Regions from separate parts of the Homo sapiens genome. Here all the other regions are linked to region 3. Evidence: chromatin contacts called from ENCODE Hi-C or POLR2A ChIA-PET data. All regions are on one chromosome and are shown on one strand. Each heading gives the region's core, a stretch centred on a gene start or an enhancer-like site at or near the end of the contact. The rest is flanking DNA. Distances are from core to core; before and after follow the strand shown. Region 1 holds the start of DUS3L (dihydrouridine synthase 3 like). Region 2 overlaps TNFSF9 (TNF superfamily member 9). Region 3 has its middle 68 kb from the start of ACSBG2. Region 4 overlaps NRTN (neurturin).

Region 1 (4,873 bases), core at 1,935-4,434, 410 kb before region 3:
GGCCGAGGGCCCCTCCACTCTCCCTCCCTCGGGGTGGGCACTGACCTGGACGCCAAAGATGTCCTCACACTGGTGGCGTTTGAGTAGGGCCCACTCGGACATCTGGCCCTGCAGCAGGTTGGTGCAGACGGCCATCTCTCCACATGTCACATCCGCCCCGAAGCGCTTGCAGATCCGTCGGAAGGGCAGGTTCCCACACTGCGGGGGGAGCAGGACAGACACACATGCTCTTGCACGCGCACACACACACACACACAGCAGAACCCTGAATATGCGCCCCAGCCCCACAATCCAGTAGGTGGGGACAGACACTAAGCCCTGTTGGAATGACCACACTGCCACCCTGCCACCCGACCAGCCACCTGACCCAGGTCCTACCGTGGTGAGGGGGGCCAGGTAAAGTTTGCCACGGATGTCCAGCTGGAGGGAAAAAAATACACACAAGTGGAGCTTGGCCTCCACCCCAGCTGCTGAGGCCCTGGAGCCTCCCTTCTACCCACAGTCTAGGACACACTTGGCCCAAATGGTCTGGCTCCTTTGCTGGGCCTCTGCATGTGCCAATCAATCCCTTCATCAGGAATGTTCCTTTCCTCATCGTCTCCTCCACTGGAGAGCTTCTACTTAACCATCCAAACCCAGTCCCAATGCCCCCTCTTCCAGGAAGCCTCCCACATTTGTCCCCCGCTGCCCGACCCTGACCCTCTGAGACTTAGAGTGTGTCCAGCTCTTTTTTTTTTTTTTTTTTTGAGATAGAGTCTTGCTCTGTTGCCCAGGCTGGAGTGCGGTGGCACAATCTTGGCTCACTGCAACATCCGCCTCCTGGGTTCAAGTGATTCTCCTGCCTCAGCCTCCTGAGTGGCTGGAATTACAGGTGCCCGCCACCAGGCCCGGCTAATTTTTGTATTTTTAGTAGAGATAGGGTTTCACCATGATGGCTAGGCTGGTTTTGAACTCCCGACTTCAAATGATCTGCCTGCCTCAGCCTCCCAAAGTGCTGGGATTACAGGCGTGAGCCACCGCCCCCGGCCCTGTCCAGCTCTTTCTGTCCCCACCTCCTGAGGGCTGGGCCCAGGACAGAGCACAGAGAGGGAGACTCAGCCAGGAGCTCCCTCAAGGCACACAGCCTCTGACTCCCAGGCAGCTAGAACAGGAACGTGGACACAGCTGGTATTTAATAGACGCACACCAGATGGACAGATCTGCTACTGACGTTGTCCTCAACACGTACCCGCTTCTTCTCACAGGGCCGCAGCCTGACCACGTCCTCATCCGTCAGGGGCCCGCAGGTCCGCACGGGGCTGCTGGGAGGGGTGCTAGTGCCCGGCCCTGCGGGGACCTGCTGGGCACCACAGTTTTCCTGCCTGGGAGCGCCCTCGGCTGCCGTGCCCTCGGGGACAGCGGCAGCGGGTGTGGGGCCCTGGCTGAACCGGCGCAGGGCCTGCTCAGCTCGCTCGAAGCGGACCTCGCGCTTCCGCAGCTGCTGCTGCAGGGCTTTGTCCAGGCCGTTGCGGATGGACGGGGGCTGGGTCCCGCGGGCCGCCAACTCCTCCTGCACCAGGTTCTGTCCCTCGGGCCTCAGGTGGGCCCCAGCGAAGCGGCAGGTCACGCCGTAGGGGCACCGGCCGAAGGTCTCGAAGAGCACGCAGCGGGGGCCCAGGTCGGCCGGCTTGGTCTCCAGGTAGCGCCCCACGTCGTGCAGAAAGCGGCAGCGATCACCGAAGAAACACTTAGCAGCCGACTCCTGCGAGGAAACAGGGAAGCAGTGAGGGAGGACAGGGAGACCCCGGGGCAGCCCAGCAGCCAGGGTTCAAACTCTAGATCACCCCTCCTGGCTCTTGTGTCCCTGAGCAAGTCAGGCACCTCACCGTGCCTCTGCATCTCCATTTATACAATGAGAACAATGACAAGCCCTACAATGTATCCCGAGGAGAATGAAGACGGAATGGCATCAGAGCAAGCTCACTGCTCGTTGCTGAAGGCCCAGGAGCTTTCTAACAATTACCCGCTGCCAGGAAACACACCCTGCTCCTGCCTGCCCCGGCAGGAATGCTCACGTGGCCGCACTTGCCTGGATTAGGGAGGGACACAGCCTGTTCTTGTCGTAGTTCGTGGGCTTCACATGGGGCCGGCCCTTGTTTTGTCCCCGGGCCCTCTTCTGAGTCTGTAGCTGCTCCCCGGGCTCTGCTGCCTCCTCCGTCTGCCCGTCCGCCGTCTGTCCATCCTCCAGTCGGATCCGCTTAGCCTCAGGCTCAGCCAGCTCATTGCCAGCAGGGTCTCCTACCTCGGTTTCCCGGCAAGTCTTCTCCTGCCCTTTGGCTTCCAGGAATTGGTGAAACTGCTCCTTGGTGGTGAGGTATCTGCCGACAGAAAGGGAAAGGAAAACCCTCCGAACATAGTCAATAAACACTGGGGAAAGGAGGCTAGAAACACTTGCACGTCCTTAAATCCTTCTGCTGATGGGGAGCTCACTACTTAAGAACCAGCCAGCTCCCAGCCTGGGAGCCCCTCACGGCCTCAAAAAAGACCTATTTTGTCCCTGGGTCCTCACTGTCCAAAGTGTTGCGCGAAACTATTATCAGGTTCAGTCAAGAACGTCCCTGCGCACGTTAGGCTGCGAAAAACTACAATTCCCAGCATGCCTTGAAGCGGAGTCTAAGCCACCACATTTCCCAGCACGCCTTTCGGCCCTTCAAACACCGCAGGCCCCAGCACGCCCCGCGGCACTCGCTTCAACCCCAAGACCCGCCAGTAACGGCCGCTGGCAGAGCACATGCGCCGTACGTCCATATGCAGGGACTACAATCCCCAGTATGCAGCGCGGGCCTGGCCTCAAATCCCACCTGCCCTAGCATGCACGTGGTGTCCTTCGCGCATGTGACAGGCCCCAACGTGCACGATCTCAGGTACCTCCGCTGACCACCCTGCAGGCGGAAGAACGGCCCGGAATGAAGAGCCGGTGGCTTCTCGCCCTCAGCCGCTGCCTAATCTCCCGGCATGCACAGCTCGGACCGCGCTATGGGTGCCGGAAAAGGCCCTTCAGCTTCCCTCCTGCCCCGGCGACTCACTGACGCTTAATGGGCGCCACTCCTCGTTCCAAAGCTCCGGCTCCCGAGTCGCCACCACCACCATTCTCTAGAGGAGCCTCCGCCGTTCCCTCCGCCATCGGCGCCCCTCACATCCGCTCTGGAGTGTGGCGGGAAGACCTTCCGGGTCACGCGTGTCTTCCCTGATTGTGCTGGGGAAGTGCGCATGCTCATGTCGTTCCAATGACGCCATTGCTCGCTCGTGACGCCACGGGGGCGGTGCCTGCACATGGGTGGAGCCTCAGGTCCTATATAAACTAGAGCCTGGCCAATTGCGAACTGGACTGCAATCAGCTTCTGGACTGAGGAAATTTAACTGTTAGGGTGTTTTGGAGGTTTTTGTCTTTGTTGTTCTGTTGAAACGGTTTCGTTCTGTCGCCCAGGCTGGAGTGCAGCGGTACGATCACGACTCACCGCAGCCTCGTCCTGGGCTCAAGCTATCCTCCCACCTCAGCCTCCCAAGTAGCTGCGTCTACAGACATGCACCAATAGGCCTGGATAATTTTTAAATTTTTTGTAGAGACGAGGTCTTGCCAGGTTGCCCAGGCTGATCTTGAACTCTTGGGCTCAAGCGATTCTCCCACTTTGGCCTCCCAAGCATTGGGATTACAGGCGTGAGCCATGGTTCCCGGCCCCTGCTAGGGTTTTTAAAAATGTAAATTAGGGGTCGGGAGCGGTGGCTCACGCCTGTAATCCCAGCACTTTGGGAAGCCGAAGCGGGCGGATCACTTGAGGTCAGCAGTTTGAGACCAGCCTGGCCAACATGGTGAAACCCCGTCTCCACTAAAAATATAAAAAATTAGCTGGGCGTTGTGGCACATACCTGTAATCCCAGCTACTTGGGAGGCTGAGGCAGGAGAATCGCTTGAACCCGGGAGGTGGAGGTTGCAGTGAGCTGAGATCACGCCATTGCACTCCAGCCTGAGGGACAGAGCGAGACTGTCTCTAAATAAATAAATAAATAAGGCCGGGTGTGGTGGCTCACGCCTGTAATCCCAGCACTTTGGGAGGCCGAGGTGGGCACGTCAGGAGTTCGAGACCAGCCTGGCCAACATGGCGAAACCCCGTCTCTACTAAAAATACAAAAATTAGCCAGGCATGGTGATGGGCGCCTGTAATCCCAGCTACTCAGGAGGCTGACGCAGGAGAATCGCTTGAACCTGGGAGGCGGAGGTTACGGTGAGCCGAGATCGGCCGTTTCACTCCAGCCTGGGCGACAGAGCAAGACTCCATCTCAAAAAAAAAAAAAAAAAGTAAATTACACTACTTTTATGCAGGACATTAGTTTCAACAAATAATTAGTTGAGCATCTGTATGCCAGATGCTGTGCTAGATGCTGGGGGCGTGGTAGTAAACAAAACGGAGAAATCATTACCTTTAAGAGCTAACTTGGGAGTCGGAAACACAGACGAAAAACATAATACTCCTCGGAATTTTGGAGATTGGTTCCAAGACCGCATATACCAAAATCCGCGTATACTCGTCCCCCAGTTGCCCAACAGAATCCCTGTATAGGAAAAATCCGCCCTTTGTATCCGCAGGTTTCCCATCCTGCCTCCGCATTTGGTAGGGGTTAAAGAACCCGCGGATACGGATGGCCAACTGTATTTTATTTTTCGAAGGCCACTTATAAGTGGATGGATGCAATTCAAACCCGCGTTGTTCGCGGGTCAACTGTACATAAGTAAATTAAACCGTAAGTGAGTAGGTAATAAAGCAGTAAGGTGGATTGGGAATGCCACCCTTGGCTGTTGGAATTTTTTTCTTTTTTTTTTTTTTAAGAGGAAGTC
Region 2 (5,111 bases), core at 1-2,500, 330 kb after region 3:
GGGACTCTTCCGGGTGACCCCCGAAATCCCAGCCGGACTCCCTTCACCGAGGTCGGAATAACGTCCAGCCTGGGTGCAGCCCACCTGGACAGAGTCCGAATCCTACTCCATCCTTCATGGAGACCCCTGGTGCTGGGTCCCTGCTGCTTTCTCTACCTCAAGGGGCTTGGCAGGGGTCCCTGCTGCTGACCTCCCCTTGAGGACCCTCCTCACCCACTCCTTCCCCAAGTTGGACCTTGATATTTATTCTGAGCCTGAGCTCAGATAATATATTATATATATTATATATATATATATATTTCTATTTAAAGAGGATCCTGAGTTTGTGAATGGACTTTTTTAGAGGAGTTGTTTTGGGGGGGGGGGGGTCTTCGACATTGCCGAGGCTGGTCTTGAACTCCTGGACTTAGACGATCCTCCTGCCTCAGCCTCCCAAGCAACTGGGATTCATCCTTTCTATTAATTCATTGTACTTATTTGCTTATTTGTGTGTATTGAGCATCTGTAATGTGCCAGCATTGTGCCCAGGCTAGGGGGCTATAGAAACATCTAGAAATAGACTGAAAGAAAATCTGAGTTATGGTAATACGTGAGGAATTTAAAGACTCATCCCCAGCCTCCACCTCCTGTGTGATACTTGGGGGCTAGCTTTTTTCTTTCTTTCTTTTTTTTGAGATGGTCTTGTTCTGTCAACCAGGCTAGAATGCAGCGGTGCAATCATGAGTCAATGCAGCCTCCAGCCTCGACCTCCCGAGGCTCAGGTGATCCTCCCATCTCAGCCTCTCGAGTAGCTGGGACCACAGTTGTGTGCCACCACACTTGGCTAACTTTTTAATTTTTTTGCGGAGACGGTATTGCTATGTTGCCAAGGTTGTTTACATGCCAGTACAATTTATAATAAACACTCATTTTTCCTCCCTCTGGAGAGTTGGTTGTTAAATTACCAGCACACGCTGTCCGTCTCTGCTCTACAGAGCTGGCCAGTTTCTTCAGCCCCATAGTTTCCCCACCATACAGATCTTTCACGGCCACCCCTATAACTAGACACATCCTCTGGCTGGCTAAGATAGCCCTGTGATTCTGCAACCCAGGGCTTAACATGTGATTTGTGGGGAGAGGAGGATGGTTCCCCCCAATTCTGGTCCAGGAGCCAGTGTCAAATCTGATTAGTCAAATCTGATTGGTCACCGCCTGTCTGGTAGCGGGTTGTTTGCCTGTTTTGAATAAGACCCCTGGCAACAGGTGATTCAATTCTCTCGTCCCAGCTGATTGGGTCAGGTTGGACACGTGACTTGAGCTGGGCCAATCAGGTCTCCCCAGAAATGTGGGTGGGCTGGACCACAGAGGCTAGAGAGTGGAGAAGAGGAAGTTGTGCAAAGACTCAGGTGTGACCACAGAGTTCCAGAGAGACACCAGAGCTACTTTGATTTCCTTCTTGCCTCTTGCTGGTGACATGGGTTGCCATTTTAATGGCAAAACTGCAATAACTTTTGCCTCAACCTAATAGATTTCTAGGGCTGCCATAAGAAAGTACCGTAAAGTGGGTGGCTTAAAGCAAACGAGCTTTGTTCTCGCTCGGTTCTGCAGGCCAGAGTCCAAAGTCAAGGTCTTGACAGGGCCATGCTCATTCTAAAGGCTCCAGGGAGAAGGCCTTCGTTGCCTCCTCCTAAGTTCTGGTGGTTGCCAGCAATCCTCCAGTCTCTGCCTCTGTTGGTCACATGGCTGTGTTCTTTCTGTGTGACTTCATTTCTTTGTCTCTTCTTCCTGTTTTTTTCTTTGAGATGGAAGGAGTCTCACTCTGTCACCCAGGCTGGAGTGCAGTGGCGCCATCTCGGCTCACTGCAACCTCCACCTCCCGGGTTCAATCAATTCTCCTGCCTCAGTCTCCCGAATAGCTGGGATTACAGGCACATGCCACCACACCCAGCTAATTTTTCTATTTTAATAGAGACTGGGTTTCACCATGTTGGCCAGGCTGGTCTTGAACTTCTCCTGACCTCAAGCGATCCACCTGCCTTGGCCTACCGAAGTGCTGGGATTACAAGCATGAGCCTCTATGCCCGGCCTCTTCTTCCTTTTTATGTATTGTTTTTTTTGTAGAGACAGGGTCTTGCTATGTTGCCTAGGCTGGTCTTGAACTCCGAGCAACGCTCCTGCCTCAGACTCCCAAAGTGCCAGGATTACAGGTGTAAGGCACCAGGCCCGAACTCTCCCCTTTTTATAAGGACACCAGTCATGCTGGATTCAGGGCCCATCCTCTTCCAATATGACCTCATCTTAATTTAAATAATTACATCTGCAAAGACCCTATTTCCAAAGAAGGTCATTAATATAGTTTGGCTCTGTGTCCACACCTACTTTTTTCTTTTTTTTTTTGAGAAAGACTCTCATCAGTTGCCCAGGCTGGTGTGTAGTGGCGCAGTCTTGGCTCACTGCAACCTCTGCCTCTTGGGTTTAAGTGATTGTCCTGCCTCAGCCCCCTGAGTAGCTGGGATTACAGGTACAGGCCACCACTCTTGGCTATTTTTTTTGTATTTTTAGTGGAGCTGGGGTTTTGCCATGTTGGCCAGGCTGGCCTCGAACTCCTGACCTCAAGTGATCTGCCTGCCTTGGCCTCCCAAAGTGATGGGATTACAGACGTGAGCCACCGTGCCTGGCCCCCTTGGGGTTCTGAGCTCCCCTAAGCTAAAATCAAGTTGACTGAAGGATTGCTTTCCTTCTGGAGGCTCTAGAGGATAATTGCTTTCCTTGTTTTTCCAACTTCTAGAGGCTTGTTTTTAATTTAATTTAATTTAATTTTGTAAAGACGGGGTCTCCTCATGTTGCCCACGCTGGTCTTGAACTCCTGACCTCAAGGGATCCTCCTGTCTTGGCCTCCCAAAGTGTTGGGATTACAGGCGTGAGCCACTGCACCTGGCAATTTTATTTATTTTTTTGTAGAGATGAGGTCTTGCTATGTTGCCTAGGCTGGTCTCAAATTCCTGGGCTTGAGCAATCCTCCACCATCTGTAAGAATTAAAGAAAGAGGAAAGAAACATGAAAGGTGGCTTAACAGTCAAGGACAGGTTTATTTTAGAGAAAATAAACCTGAGAGGGGCTTCTAGCCGAGTTAGGTCAGAGGCACACTCTCTTACAGACTAGGAGTTTTTAAGCATTTATTCAGGGAGTTTATCAGAGGCTTGGACTGCTTCTGTGTTTCTTTCTTTCTTTTTTTTTTTTTCTTAGTTGAAGTCTCACTCTGTTGCCCAGGCTGGAGTGTGGTGGCACAATCTCAGATCACTGGAACCTCTGCCTCCCTGGTTCAAGTAATTCTCCTGCCTCAGCCTACAGAGTAGCTGGGACTACAGGCATGTGCCACCACGCCCAGCTAATTTTTGTGGTTTTTTTTTTTTTTTTTTTGAGACGGAGTCTCGCTCTGTCACCCAGGCTGGAGTGCAGTGGTGTGATCTCGGCTCACTGCAAGCTCCGCCTCCCGGGTTCATGCCATTCTCCTGCCTCAGCCTCTGGAGTAGCTGGGACTACAGGCGCCTGCCACCACGCCCGGCTAATTTTTTTTGTATTTTTAGTAGAGACGGAGTTTCACTGTGTTAGCCAGGATGGTCTCGATCTCCTGACCTCGTGATCTGCCTGCCTCGGCCTCCCAAAGTGCTGGGATAATAGGCGTGAGCCACCACGCCTGCCCCACAAAGAATTACAAATAAAGCTTTCACTCTTCTTATGTAAAGACCTGACAATGCATACAATGGTCCACTGTTGATTTGGAAGCAGGGACAGTTTTCTATTACAGTCTGTTGATTGTATTGTATAATTGTTAAGGGAAAAAAGGAAAATTATATTTCTGTTTGTTTGTTTGTTTGTTTTGAGATGGAGTCTAGCTCTGTCACCCAGGTTGGAGTGCAGTGGTGCGATCTCAGCTCACTGCGACCTCCACCTCCCTGGTTCACAAGCAATTCTCCTGCCTCAGCCTCTTGAGTGGCTGGGGTTACAGACATGCGCCACCACGCCCAGCTAATTTTTGCATTTTTAGTAGAGACAGGGTTTCACCATGTTGGCTAGGCTGGTCTCCAACTTCTGGGCTCCAGTGATCCACCCACTTCAGCCTCCCAAAGTGCTGGGATTACAGGCGTGAGCCACCATGTCCGCCCACCCCCCCGGTATTTCTTATTGGAACTGTTTTTCTTGTTTGAGGTTTCTTTTCCATACCCTGAATCTACAATGACCCAACCATAACCTTGCTTCTGAGGCCCGTTCTCTGATGAGAAAGTTTAGTTCCAAATGGGGAAAGTACCTGAGTTCCAGCCTTTTCAGCCTGACTTTGCATCTATTTAGAGATAGGGTCTTACAGGGGTGATCACGTTAAAATGAGGTCATTAGGGTAAGCCCTGATCCAATATGACTGATGTTCTTATAAAAGGGGGGCTTTGGCTGGATGTGATAGGGGGGCTCCTGCCTGTAATTCCAGCACTTTGGGAGGCCAAGCCAGGTGGATTGCTTGAGCCTAGAGGCTTGAGACCAGTCATGGGCAACATAGCAAGACCCCGTCTCTACAAAAAATACAAAAATTTGCTGGGTGTGGTGGTGCATACCTGTAGTCCCAGCTGCTAGGGAGGCTGAGATGGGAGATCACTAGAACCTTGAGGTCAAGGCTGCAGTGAGCTGTGATTACCACTGCAATCCGCTCTGTGTGACACAGCAAGATCCTGTCTCCAAAAGAAGTGAGGGTAGGGGGTGGAATTTGGACACAGACACACACAGGGAGAGCACCACGTGGAGAAGAAAATGGAATCCATGGTCAGGCTCGGTGGTTCATGCCTGTAATCCCAGCACTTTGGTGGATCACTGGAGGTCAGGAGTTTGAGATCAGCCTGGCCAACAAAGCGAAACCTCGTCTCTACTAAAAATACACAAGTTAGCCGGGTGTGGAGGCGTTCACTTGTCATCCCAGCATCCCAGCTACTCCGTCTCAAAAAAAAAAAAAAAAAAAAAGGAAAATGTCATCTACAAGCCAAGGAGAGAGGCCTGGAACAGAGCCTTCCCTTACAGCCCTCAGACGGAACCACATCTGCCAATGCCTTGGTTTTGGACTTCCAGCCTCTAGAACTGTTAGACAA
Region 3 (5,406 bases), core at 1,716-4,215:
CCGGGTTCACGCCATTCTCCTGCCTCAGCCTCCTGAGTAGCTGGGACTACAGGCGCCCACCACCACGCCCGGCTAATTTTTTGTATTTTTGGTAGAGACAGGGTTCACCGTGTCAGCCAGGATGGTCTCGATCTCCTGACCTTGTGATCCGCCCTCCTTGGCCTCCCAAAGTGCTGGGATTACAGGTGTGAGCCACCGTGCCCGGCCCTTTTATGTTAAATTTAATATAAAATATTTTCTTTTATATCAGCATTTTTATGTAAATATATAAAATATAACAGCAGCTAGCTCACAGCTTTGCTGCATGGATTCAGTGAGTTTACACACATCGAATAGCTCTGGCACACACAAAGCATTGCACCAGCATTCACTATTTATTATTTTTATGGTTTTGTTTGTTTGAGACGGAGTCTTGCTCTGTCACTCAGGCTGGAGTGCAGTGGCCCAATCTTGGCTCACTGCAAGCTCCGCCTCCCGGGTTCACGCCATTCTCCTGCCTCAGCCTCCCCAGTAGCTGGGACTACAGGCGCCCGCCACCACACCTGGCTAATTTTTTGTATTTTTAGTAGAGACGGGGTTTCACCGTGTTAGCCAAGATGGTCTCCATCTCCTGACCTCGTGATCCACCGGCCTCGGCCTCCCAAAGTGCTGGGATTACAGGCATAAGCCACCGCGCCTGGCCTCTTTTTTGTTTTTGTTTTTGTTTTTGAGACAGTCTCTCACTGTCGCCAGGGCTGGAGTGCAGTGGTGCGATCTTGGCTCACTGCAACCTCCGCCTCCCGGGTTCAAGCAATTCTCCTGCCTCAGTCTCCTGAGTAGCTGGGGTTACAGGTGCCTGCCACCACATCCAGCTAATTTTTTGTATTTTTAGTAAAGACGGGGGTTTCACCATGTTGGCCAGGCTGGTCTCAAACTCCTGACCTCGTGATTCACCCACCTCGGCCTCCCAAAGTGCTGAGATTACAGGCATGAGCCACTGTGCCTGGCCATTATTATGGTTTTTACTGTGTCTCTTCTCCAGTGGCATTTCCTCAGCGAGGTCTTTCCTTGCTACCCTGGTTCCCCGAACCTGCCCTCTTCCCCCTCTCTGTGACAGCCCCTTTAAAAGTTGTCTGCCCAGGGCCAGGCACGGTGGCTCACGCCTGTAATCCCAGCACTTTGGGAGGTTGAGATGGGTGGATCACTTGAGGTCAGGAGTTTGAGACCAACCTGGGCAACATGGTGAAACCCTGTCTCTATTAAACATACAAAAAAAATTAGCCAGGCATGGTGGCACACCTGTAATCCCAGCTACTGGGAGGTGGAGGTTGTAGTGAGCCGAGATCATGCCACTGCACTCCAGCCTGGGCGACAGAGCAAGACTCTGTCACAAAAAAATATTCTTCCCAGTTTTCATCATCATGGCTACAAGTTACCAAGGTCATTTGTTTATTTGGTCATTTCCTTGAGGGCGAGAGGCCAGATTGCCTTGTTGTTGTACCAGCGCCAACCCTCTGATGTTTGTTGAATTAATGAACACCCATTTTTCAGATCAGGAAAGGGGATAAGAGACCTCCTGTGACTTGTTCTGTCAATGTAATAAACAAGTAAATTATGCAATAGGTAAGACAGTGTTCAGTGATTCAGAGGAATCCAAAGCACGTAAAGGAGTAAACTGTTGAGGTGGGGGCAGAATTTAAAAGTATGGCGGCTAGCCAGGTGCAGTGCCTCACACCTGTAATCCCAGCACTTTGGGAGGCAGAGGAGGGCAGATCACTTGAGGTCAGGAGTTCGAGACCAGCCTCACCAATATGGTGAAACCCCGTCTCTACTAAAAATACAAAAATTAGCTGGGTATGGTAGTGCATGCCTGTAATCCCAGCTACTTGGGAGGCTGAGGCAGAAGAATCACTTGAACCCGGGAGCCAGAGGTTGCAGTGAGCCGAGATCACGCCACTGCACTCCAGCCTGGGCAACAGAGTGAGACTCTGTCTCAAAAAAAAAAGAAAGAAAGAAAGAAAAAGGTGGCTAAGGAGAGCCTCACTGAGAGAAAGTGATATTTCAACAAAGACTTCAATGAAGAGAAAAGATCTATGGGATGGTGTTCCAGGTCAAGGGGAGTTTGTGCAAAGGCCCTGAGGCAGGACAGTGCCTGCTGTGTTGAAGGAGCAGTGAGGAGGAGGCCCCTGTGGCTGGAGCAGAGTGAGGGAGGGAGGGGGTGGGGAAGGTTGAGAAGTGCCTGGTGGGCCTTGTGGGGGACTTGGCTTTTACCCGAGGGGAGGGGGAGTGGGAGCCATGGAGGCAGAGGAGGGATATGCCCTGACTCAGGTGCTCACGGCGCTCTCTGGCTACTGTGGGGAGGACAGACTGAGGGGAAAGAGACCAGCTGAGATTGAGATGATGATAGTTTGGACCAAGATGTAGCAGGAGAGAGGGTGAGAAGCGTTCGGATTCTGAAAGCAGAGCCCACAGAATTTGTTGGTGTCTCAGCAAAACCCGCTGAGAATGACCAAAGTTTTCTGGTCAGTGCCACTTGAAGGATGGAGCTGCTGTTGTCTGAGATTATGGTAGGTTGGAGTGGAGGGAGGAGATTTAGGGATGAGGGCTGTGGGTAACATCCCTCCCCTAGCTGGGCTGTTTGGGTTTGAGATGCGTGTTAGACGAGGAAATGAGGGGTGGGCAGTTGTATCCAAGAGTCTGGAGTGGTGGGGAGGGGCTCCACCTGGATCCGATGGACTCACCTGAGTGAATGGAACCAAGAGAGTTACACCATCTTAAATTGTCAAGTCGATCCATATGTCGGCACAGATAATCACAGTGCATAGGCAAAGCTTGAGCTACCAGGGCGTTCGCCCCAACATTTTATCTAATAAAAGTGAAACCAGGCTGGGCATGGTGGCTTATACCAGCCTGGACAACATAGTGAGACCGCCATCTCTAAAAAATATGAAAATTAGCCGGGCGTGGTGGTGCATGTGTAGTCCCAACTACTCAGAAGCCTGAGGCAGGAGGATTGCTTAAGCCAAGGAGGTCGAGGCTGCCATGAGCCATGAACGCACCATTGCACTCCAGCCTTGGGTGACAGAGCAAGACCTTGTCTCTCTTTTTTTTTTTTGAGATGGAGTCACGCTCTGTCACCCAGGCTGGAGTGCAGTGGTGCGCGGTCTCGGCTCACTGCAAGCTCCGCCTCCCGGGTTCACGCCATTCTCCTGCTTCAGCCTCCCGAGTAGCTGGGACTACAGACACCTGCCACCACGCCCGGCTAATTTTTTGTATTTTTCATAGAGATGGGGTTTCACCGTGTTAGCCAGGATGGTCTTGATCTCCTGACCTCATGATGCGCCCGCCTTGGCTTCCCAAAGTGCTGGGATTACAGGCGTGAGCCACTGTGTCCAGCCAAAACCCTGTCTCATTAAAAAAAAAAAAAAAAAGTGAAAACAACAACAAAAAAACCCAGCAGCCAGAGCCTACATAAGTATCAGCCAATACGGGGGATGATTAAATCATGTCATCTCTATACTAGATGATATTATGTTAGATTTGATATTGCAGAGAAATATTTAAAGACTGGGGAAAACAGTCAAGATGAATGGTTTTGTGAACAAAGGCAGGTCTTGATAACGTACATGTAGTATTGCCCTGGCTCTGTAAAGTATGCATGCTTAAAAATGTCAGGAAGGTATTTTGTTTGTATTTTTTTTTTTTTTTCCGGGATTTCTCAATCTCAGGGCCGTTGTCCTTAGGGGCCGAATCATTCTTTGTGGTGGAGAATGTCCTGTGAGTATCTAGTTTCCATCAATGCCAGTGGCGTTTCATTCCCCGAGCTATGACAACCCCAAATGTCTCCAAGTATTTCCAAATGTCCCCTGAGGAACAGAGTCACCCCCTGGCTGAGAGCCCCAGTTCTAGATGAAAGTGTGGTTGCTTGTCATGAGGGGGATGGGTTATTTTATCAGAGAAAACAACAGAAGAAACAGGACAAGAGAGGTGTCTGTAATCCCAGTGCTTTGGGAGGCCAAGGCGAGTGGATCGCTTGAACCCAGGAGTACAAGACCAGCCTGGGTGACATAGTGAGATCCCATCTCTACAAAAAAATTAAAAATTAAAAAATTAGCCAGGGGTGGTGGTGTACACCTGTAGTCCCAGCTACTTGGGGGACTGAGGCGGGAGGATTGCTGGGGCTGGGGGAGGTTGAGACTGCAGTGAGCCATGATTGCGCTATTGCATTCCAGCCTGGGCAACAGAGCAAGACCTTGTTTCAGAAAAAAAAAAAAAAAAAAAAAAAGAAGAAGAAGAAAGAAAAAGAAGAAACAGGCGACAGAGAAAAGGGAGCCAAAGGTTCTCAGCCTGAGGCTCCCGGGCAGGTGGGGCGGGGATGGCTGAGCCTCCTAGTGCCTCACGAGGACCTCCCTCCCCTAGCTGGGCCTGGAGCGCTTCCACAGCGTGGGAATCATGGGTCTCAACTCAGAAGAGTGGGTCATCGCCAGCATTGGTGCCATCATGGCAGGGTAAAGGGCACGCGGCCTCTCCCCGGAGTGTTTTGCGGGCAGGAAGCCACCAGCCCACCTTCTATGGGATCCCAAGGAAGAGTCCTCAGGACAGGGAGCTGACAAGAGCTCCCACTTAAGTCTACGCTTAGTGGGATTTTTCAATGGCCCAGTCCTGAGCATGCTCAGCTCACCTTTCCAGACAGTCTCTATCTAGTGAACTCATATACATCCTGTGAATCCCCGCATTCATGTCCCCTCTTCCAGAAAGCCCTCCCCACTTCTTGAGGCTCTCCAGCACTGAGCCCTCTCTCCACCCATCCAGAACATTGGGGAACCCCTTGAGAGCAAGATCCAAGCCTGAACTGTCCCTGAATTCCACCTCCCAACAGGGTATGTTGTGAGTGTCAGGTACTGGGGATTCCCAGGAACCTTGCACTCACCCAGCAGGGAGTAGCTGGGATTACAGGCATGCGCCACCAGATCCGGCTAATTTTTTTTGCATTTTTAGTAGAGACAGGGTATCATCATGTTGTCCAGGCTGGTCTCGAACTCCTGGCCTCAAGTGATCCGCCCGCTTCAGCCTCCCAAAGTGCTAGGATTACAGGCATGAGCCACCACGCCTGGCTGATATCAATTTTAAATAATAATATGCTAAGAGCTCTAATGGAAAAAGCAGACAGAACTTACAACAGGTGGGTTCTTGTAAGCAGAGATGGAAACTCTAAGAAATCAAAAGGAAATGTTGGTCATCAAAAACACTGACATAAAAAAAGCATGCTTCCAATGGGCTCGGCAGTGGACTGAATACAGCCAAGGAAATCTTGAGTGAGCCTGAAGCTAGGTCAATAGAAACATCCCATGCTGAAAATCTTAAAGAAAAAAAGAGGCCAGGCACGGTGGCTCATGCCTATAGTCCCAGCACTTTAGGAGGCTGAGT
Region 4 (5,276 bases), core at 484-2,983, 380 kb before region 3:
GGCCTGAGGTTGCAAGTGGCGAAAGTGGCAGAGTCATGCTCTGAGGCTGGGTTTGTCTCGTTTCTGAGACCCCCTGTGGGAACAGACATCTCCTCCCCCACCAAACCCCAGGAGACAGACAGCCCCTCCTTCCCCAGGGCCACCCAGAGGCTCATTCTTTTGACAGCCAGGTGCACCAGCCCGGGGGGCAGGTGGGGACTAAAGATTTCCTCTCCCAACCACAAGCGTGACTGCCACCTGCTCTGGGGCTGGGAGTCCCCTGCCTGCAGGTCCGCCAGCAGCGCTGCCTGTCATTCCAGCGTCTGCAGTTCTCTCCCGGGGCTTCCGAGTTTGGGGGTGGAGCCACCGCTTGGGTAATAAATTTAGGCTGCCAGGCCCTGGGAATCGGTGACTTGGGCACCTCCTGGCGAGTGTGGGAGAAAGCGGCTGGACCTGGGCCAAACTTGGGTGAACGATGAAGGCAGGAAGAATGACCTTTAAGCCCGCCTCTGTCGCTCTCTCTCGGCCACCTGCTAATGATGTGACCTTGGGATGGTCCGTTTTGTCACCTGTCACATGGGGGTGGCCTTGACAGTAGCTGCTGCCACTCCATGGAGTGGGGTCCCCACACAGGCTTCGGATGCAGTAGGCTGCGGTACCTGCTGCTCCTCTGCATTCTGAGAAACCCAAACACCCCGATTCATTTCTTGGATAGGGAAACTGAGGCTCCACTGCACAGCGGGGCAGTGGGGATGGAGGGAGTCTGAAAAGCCCGGGGCCTCAGAGCAGACGTCGGGGCCTGAAGAGGGGGCTCTAGAGACCTATGACAACCTCACTAAAGAGGGATAGGGCATGGGAAGCAGCCCCCCAGTGCTGCCCAGAGAGGATGCACCAGTGTCCTGGGGCAGCCCAGCATAGGGGCGGGGTCCAGATAGATTTGCGATGGAGGACGAGGAGAATGGAGCAGCAATGGGGTGAGAGAGGGGCCCAGAGGAGGTGAGTTAGAGACCCCGGTCAGCTCAGCTCAAGGTGAGACGGGCTGGAAAGCGGCCCAGAAAGGATGGACCAGGTTCTGGGCAGCCAATATAGGCTCAGGGTTCAGAAAGGGGTTTTGGACCAGCGTAGGGGTGTGAGTGTGTACGTGCCCCCCAGTGCCGCCCAGAGAGGGTGCATGAGCAGCTCAGCAAGAGGGTGGGGAAATTTGGGACCTGGGAGTGAGACGAGAAGCCGTCTAGGCCTGGCGTCCCAGCAAGGGTCTTCGTTTGCAGGGGTACAGAGAGGGTAGGGGGCTCCCTCCCACCCCCTGCACCCACTGACCCCCCCTCCTTTCTCTTCCTCCCCTCGCAGACCGTGCACTCCTGCAGGGGGCCCCGGATGCGATGGAGCTGCGCGAGCTGACGCCCTGGGCTGGGCGGCCCCCAGGTCCGCGCCGTCGGGCGGGGCCCCGGCGGCGGCGCGCGCGTGCGCGGTTGGGGGCGCGGCCTTGCGGGCTGCGCGAGCTGGAGGTGCGCGTGAGCGAGCTGGGCCTGGGCTACGCGTCCGACGAGACGGTGCTGTTCCGCTACTGCGCAGGCGCCTGCGAGGCTGCCGCGCGCGTCTACGACCTCGGGCTGCGACGACTGCGCCAGCGGCGGCGCCTGCGGCGGGAGCGGGTGCGCGCGCAGCCCTGCTGCCGCCCGACGGCCTACGAGGACGAGGTGTCCTTCCTGGACGCGCACAGCCGCTACCACACGGTGCACGAGCTGTCGGCGCGCGAGTGCGCCTGCGTGTGACCCTACCTCACTCGGCCGGCGCGGCGGCCACTCCCCCCGCCTCGACGGCACCACTGGCCGGCCCCGCGAAAGACTGCGCGTGCGTAGAGCACGCCGGCGCGGCCCCGGGACTCTCGCGATAACTGTACTGAGATAAAGTGTGGCAACTCGAGCTGGCTGGTGATTCATCCTCGGCGAGGGGCTCGCGTGTGGGCCACGTCGCCGTCTCCACCGGGAAAGCGGGGACCAGTGGGGGGGGCCCAGCTGCAGGGTAGTGGGAGGATGCTGTTTGCTTTGGGGGAAGGGTAGATGCAAAGTGGGTCCAGTTTATGGCGGACAAAAAGGAAAATGGGGTGAATGGGGCTATGTTGGCAGGGACCGTCCTTCCTGCCTCCCTACGGGTCCCTCTGCCCGTCCCGAGCGTGTTCCGGTCCGCACCTCTTCGCTGTGTGGGCTTCTGGGGAGGGGAAAGGGAAGCTACGCTCGGATGAAGAGACCGAGGTCTAGGTGGACCCCGTTTCCCCAGCTTGTTCCCTTCCGCACCTCTCCGCGGTGCGGGCTTCTGGGATGAAGACACTGAAGTCTAGGTGGGCCCAGTTTCCCCAGATTGTCGCTGACTGCACCTCTCGCTTCTGGGATGAAGAGACTGAGGTCTAGGTGGACCCAGTTTCCCCAGCTTGTTCCTGACTGCACCTCTCTGCTGTGTGGACTTCTGGAGAGGGGGAAAGGGGGAGACACTGTGGGTGAGGAGCCTGAGATCCAGGTGGAATCAGTTCCCCAGCGTCTCCCTGTCCGCACTGATCCCGCTATGTGGGTTTCTAGGAAGGGGGAGCCACTCTGGGGGTGAGGAGAGTGAGGTCCAGGTGGACCTGGGCCTCCCTTATCCGACGGCCTCCTCGGGCCGGTCTTCGCCCACCAGGGTGAGCTGAAAGCCACTATCTCCTTCCACCAGCTACTAAAAATACCCGCACGCTGCCCACCTCCCGGCGGGGAGAGGCCTGGGGCGGGCGCCAGCCCCATCCAGCCCGAAGCCGGCGCCTGCTGGTGTAGAGCTGGGTCCCCAGAGACCTGGGTCCTCGGCCCATAAAAGCCCTGGCCGGGCCTCCACGGGGGGGATTTACGACGAGCCCCTGCGGAGTATGGAAAAAGCCCGGCTCGGTGTTTAGATTTCCCCACGGTGTCACCTTGATGCTTGGCAGGCCTCGGGTGTTGGGTTGCCAGAGCGCGGGAGGGGTCGGCGGGTCCCACGGTCGGTCTGAGGGGCGGGGAAGGGGCGGGCACTGCGAGCCCAGAGCAGGCACCGGCGAGGCGAGACTCCTCCCCTCCTGCCCCTCAGACTGGGGGTTCCCAAGGCTACAACCCTTCTCCTTAGCTGGGCCCCCTCCCCTCCTTCCCACACGTCTGCCCTTAGGACCACCCTCTAACCACAGTGTCCCTTCCCAGGCTCAGCCCGCATCCCCCCACCCCCCGCAAAGCTGGAGGGCGCAGATCGGAAACCGCCCCCAGGGAGAATCACCCAGCCATGAAGGAACATCCCTAGCCCCTGGCTCCCGGGGACCCACAGCTACAGCTGGAGACACTCAAGGCGGCTAATCAGCAGGACTTCCAGGGAGCCCTGAGAGCAGGGCTTGGCGGCCAGGCGGGTGATCTGCTTGGGAAGCAGTTTCAGGGCTGCCGCTGGCTGGGGTCCCCGCCTACCCCCGCAGTCTTCTGACTCTGAGGTTTAAGGTGGTGGATTCCTCCACCCTTTGGGCCGACTCAGCCCGGCCTCCGCAGAGAGGCCGGAGTTCCCAGACGCTGCGGAAGCCCAAGTGACGCTTACTCCGAGCCTCAGTTTCCCCATCCTAGATGGCCTGGCCTCAGAGAGGAGTGTTGTTCAGCCCAGGACACACAGCGAGAAAGCTGACCATCAGGGGTCTGCCGCCCCCCCGAAGCTCCCCTGCCACAGTGTGCATGTGTGTGTGAGTGTTGCCCACCCTCCGGGGCCTCCCGGACCTCGGCCTTCCTGTCTCCCACCCAGATCCAGCGTCCCAACCACAGGGCGCGGGCCCAGCCCACCAGGGAATTGGAACATAAATAAACCGAGAAGCCCCTGCAGTTCCCTGGGGCTGCGGTTGTCATCAGCGCATCGGCACACCGGATGAGGGTCTCTCTCACACACACACACAAGCACACTCACAAGACACAGAGATCACCACCCATAAGGGCTCAGCAGGCAGGACCCATGATCCTACACAGTCACCTTCCACACAGAATTGCACACTCAGAAAGGGACACTCCCCCCTTTTTTTTTTTTTCTTGAGACAGTCTCACTGTGTCGCCCAGGTTGGAGTGCAGTGGTGCGATCATGGCTCCCTACAACATCTGCCTCCTGGGTTCAAGCGATTCTTGTGTCTCAGCCACCTGGGTAGCTGGGATTACAGGCACCGGCCACCGCACCCAGCTAATTTTTTTTTTTTTTTTTTTTTTTTTTGAGACAGAGTCTCGCTCTGTCGCCAGGCTGGAGTGCAGTGGCGCGATCTCGGCTTACTGCAACCTCCGACTCTCTGGTTCAAGCGATTCTCCTGCCTCAGCTTCCCAAGTAGCTGGGATTACAGGCATGCACCACCACGCCCGGCAAATTTTTGTATTTTTAGTAGAGACGGGTTTCACCATATTGGCCAGGATGGTCTCGATCTCCTGACCTTGTGATCCGCCTGCCTCGGCCTCCCAAAGTGCTGGGATTACAGGTGTGAGCCACCGCACCCGGCCTCATCATCGGTTTTCTTTGCAGTATTACATCTGGAAACGGTGCGGTGATTATCTCTCTGCACCCCTCACAGGCGGCTAACAACATCACAAACAAATCAGCCAGAACCATCACTCATGGGTGGGGCCCCATGGGTGCCAGTTCCCAGGGCCCAGTGCCCTCCAGGGTGAGGTCCCCAGCAGGTGAGGCTCCTAGCAGGTGAGATTCAGTGTGGAAGGTCTCTGGGAGCAGGTCCCAGCAGGTAAAGTCCCCAACAGCCGAGGTCCCCAGTAGGCAAAGTCCCCAGGAGACATCCCCAGCAGGCCAGGCTTCCGCAGGGGACGCTCCTGGAAGCCAGCATGTGAAATCCCAGGTAAGGGACATACCTGGCCACCGAAGACTCCAGCAGGTGAGGCCCCAGGAAAGTGAGGACCCAGGTAGGTGAATCCCCAGGCAGGTGAAGCTGCAACAGGTGACCGTCCCAGGCAGGTGAGTCCTCAGGCAGGTGAAGCTTCAGGCAAACGAGTCCTTAGGTAGATGAGGCCCCCACTCAGGTGAGGCCCCAGGAAAATGAGGTTCCTGGCAGCCCAGGCCCCACACCAGCCTCTCAGGTGAACCAAGCCGCTATGCCGCGTGTCTGGTACCTGGATTCCTCCTGCAGTTTCCAGCAGGCCTTGCAGAAAGCGAGTGCCCAGCTGAAGGAGCGAGGCCGCAGCGTCTCCCGCCAGCGAAAGTAGCTCAGGTAGCGGGCGTGGTCCTTGTCCAGCTCCTGCAGGTACCGGGCCAGGTCCTTGGGGCTCTGGAAGTCGTCCACGTGG

The links. A loop is a pair of places that touch in the nucleus more often than their neighbours do. ChIA-PET counts read pairs that join two places held with the same protein, here RNA polymerase II (POLR2A). Pooled maps may share reads with other maps.
Region 1: a pooled map shows a loop between it and region 3 (5-fold over the local background). The contact joins the promoter of DUS3L here to the enhancer-like site in region 3. A Hi-C loop is called at or near these places in 2 of 37 single-sample maps with no recorded cell type and 11 of 50 pooled maps.
Region 2: a pooled map shows a loop between it and region 3 (3-fold over the local background). The contact joins two enhancer-like sites. A Hi-C loop is called at or near these places in 3 of 50 pooled maps. POLR2A ChIA-PET finds 5 or more read pairs at or near these places in 4 of 52 experiments (A549, OCI-LY7, WTC11 and 1 more).
Region 4: a map with no recorded cell type shows a loop between it and region 3 (13-fold over the local background). The contact joins two enhancer-like sites. A Hi-C loop is called at or near these places in 3 of 37 single-sample maps with no recorded cell type and 8 of 50 pooled maps. POLR2A ChIA-PET finds 5 or more read pairs at or near these places in 3 of 52 experiments (GM10248, H1 and naive thymus-derived CD4-positive, alpha-beta T cell).

Annotation. Positions count from the first base shown.
Region 1 is chr19:5,787,979-5,792,851 of GRCh38, forward strand. It overlaps DUS3L (dihydrouridine synthase 3 like), which reads right to left and starts at 3,185. Exons shown (of 13, transcript NM_020175.3): 1 at 3,066-3,185; 2 at 2,069-2,357; 3 at 1,229-1,741; 4 at 379-420; 5 at 46-198. The coding sequence starts at 3,163. RefSeq lists an enhancer at 2,908-3,367.
Region 2 is chr19:6,535,006-6,540,116 of GRCh38, forward strand. TNFSF9 (TNF superfamily member 9) reads left to right here. Exons shown (of 3, transcript NM_003811.4): 3 at 1-919. The coding sequence ends at 61. Among named protein-coding and RNA genes, the nearest start is that of TNFSF9, 6.5 kb to the left of the region's middle. RefSeq lists enhancers at 1-49, 910-999, 1,750-1,849, 2,160-2,369, 4,720-4,779 and 1 more. Within about 2 kb of position 1,251, at least 3 of the 41 ENCODE cell types and tissues checked have a DNase peak (open chromatin) inside an H3K27ac peak, as active enhancers do; they include OCI-LY7, where a contact is called at or near this core.
Region 3 is chr19:6,200,631-6,206,036 of GRCh38, forward strand. No RefSeq gene overlaps it. Among named protein-coding and RNA genes, the nearest start is that of ACSBG2, 68 kb to the left of the region's middle. RefSeq lists enhancers at 3,377-3,426, 3,447-3,496. Within about 2 kb of position 2,966, at least 3 of the 41 ENCODE cell types and tissues checked have a DNase peak (open chromatin) inside an H3K27ac peak, as active enhancers do; they include OCI-LY7, where a contact is called at or near this core.
Region 4 is chr19:5,826,423-5,831,698 of GRCh38, forward strand. It overlaps NRTN (neurturin), which reads left to right. Exons shown (of 3, transcript NM_004558.5): 3 at 1,327-1,902. The coding sequence ends at 1,751. FUT6 (fucosyltransferase 6) reads right to left here. Exons shown (of 3, transcript NM_000150.4): 3 at 3,986-5,276. The coding sequence ends at 5,066. Among named protein-coding and RNA genes, the nearest start is that of FUT6, 11 kb to the right of the region's middle. RefSeq lists silencers at 276-570, 1,369-1,438, 1,609-1,938, 2,639-2,688 and an enhancer at 1,313-2,001. Within about 2 kb of position 1,734, at least 30 of the 41 ENCODE cell types and tissues checked have a DNase peak (open chromatin) inside an H3K27ac peak, as active enhancers do.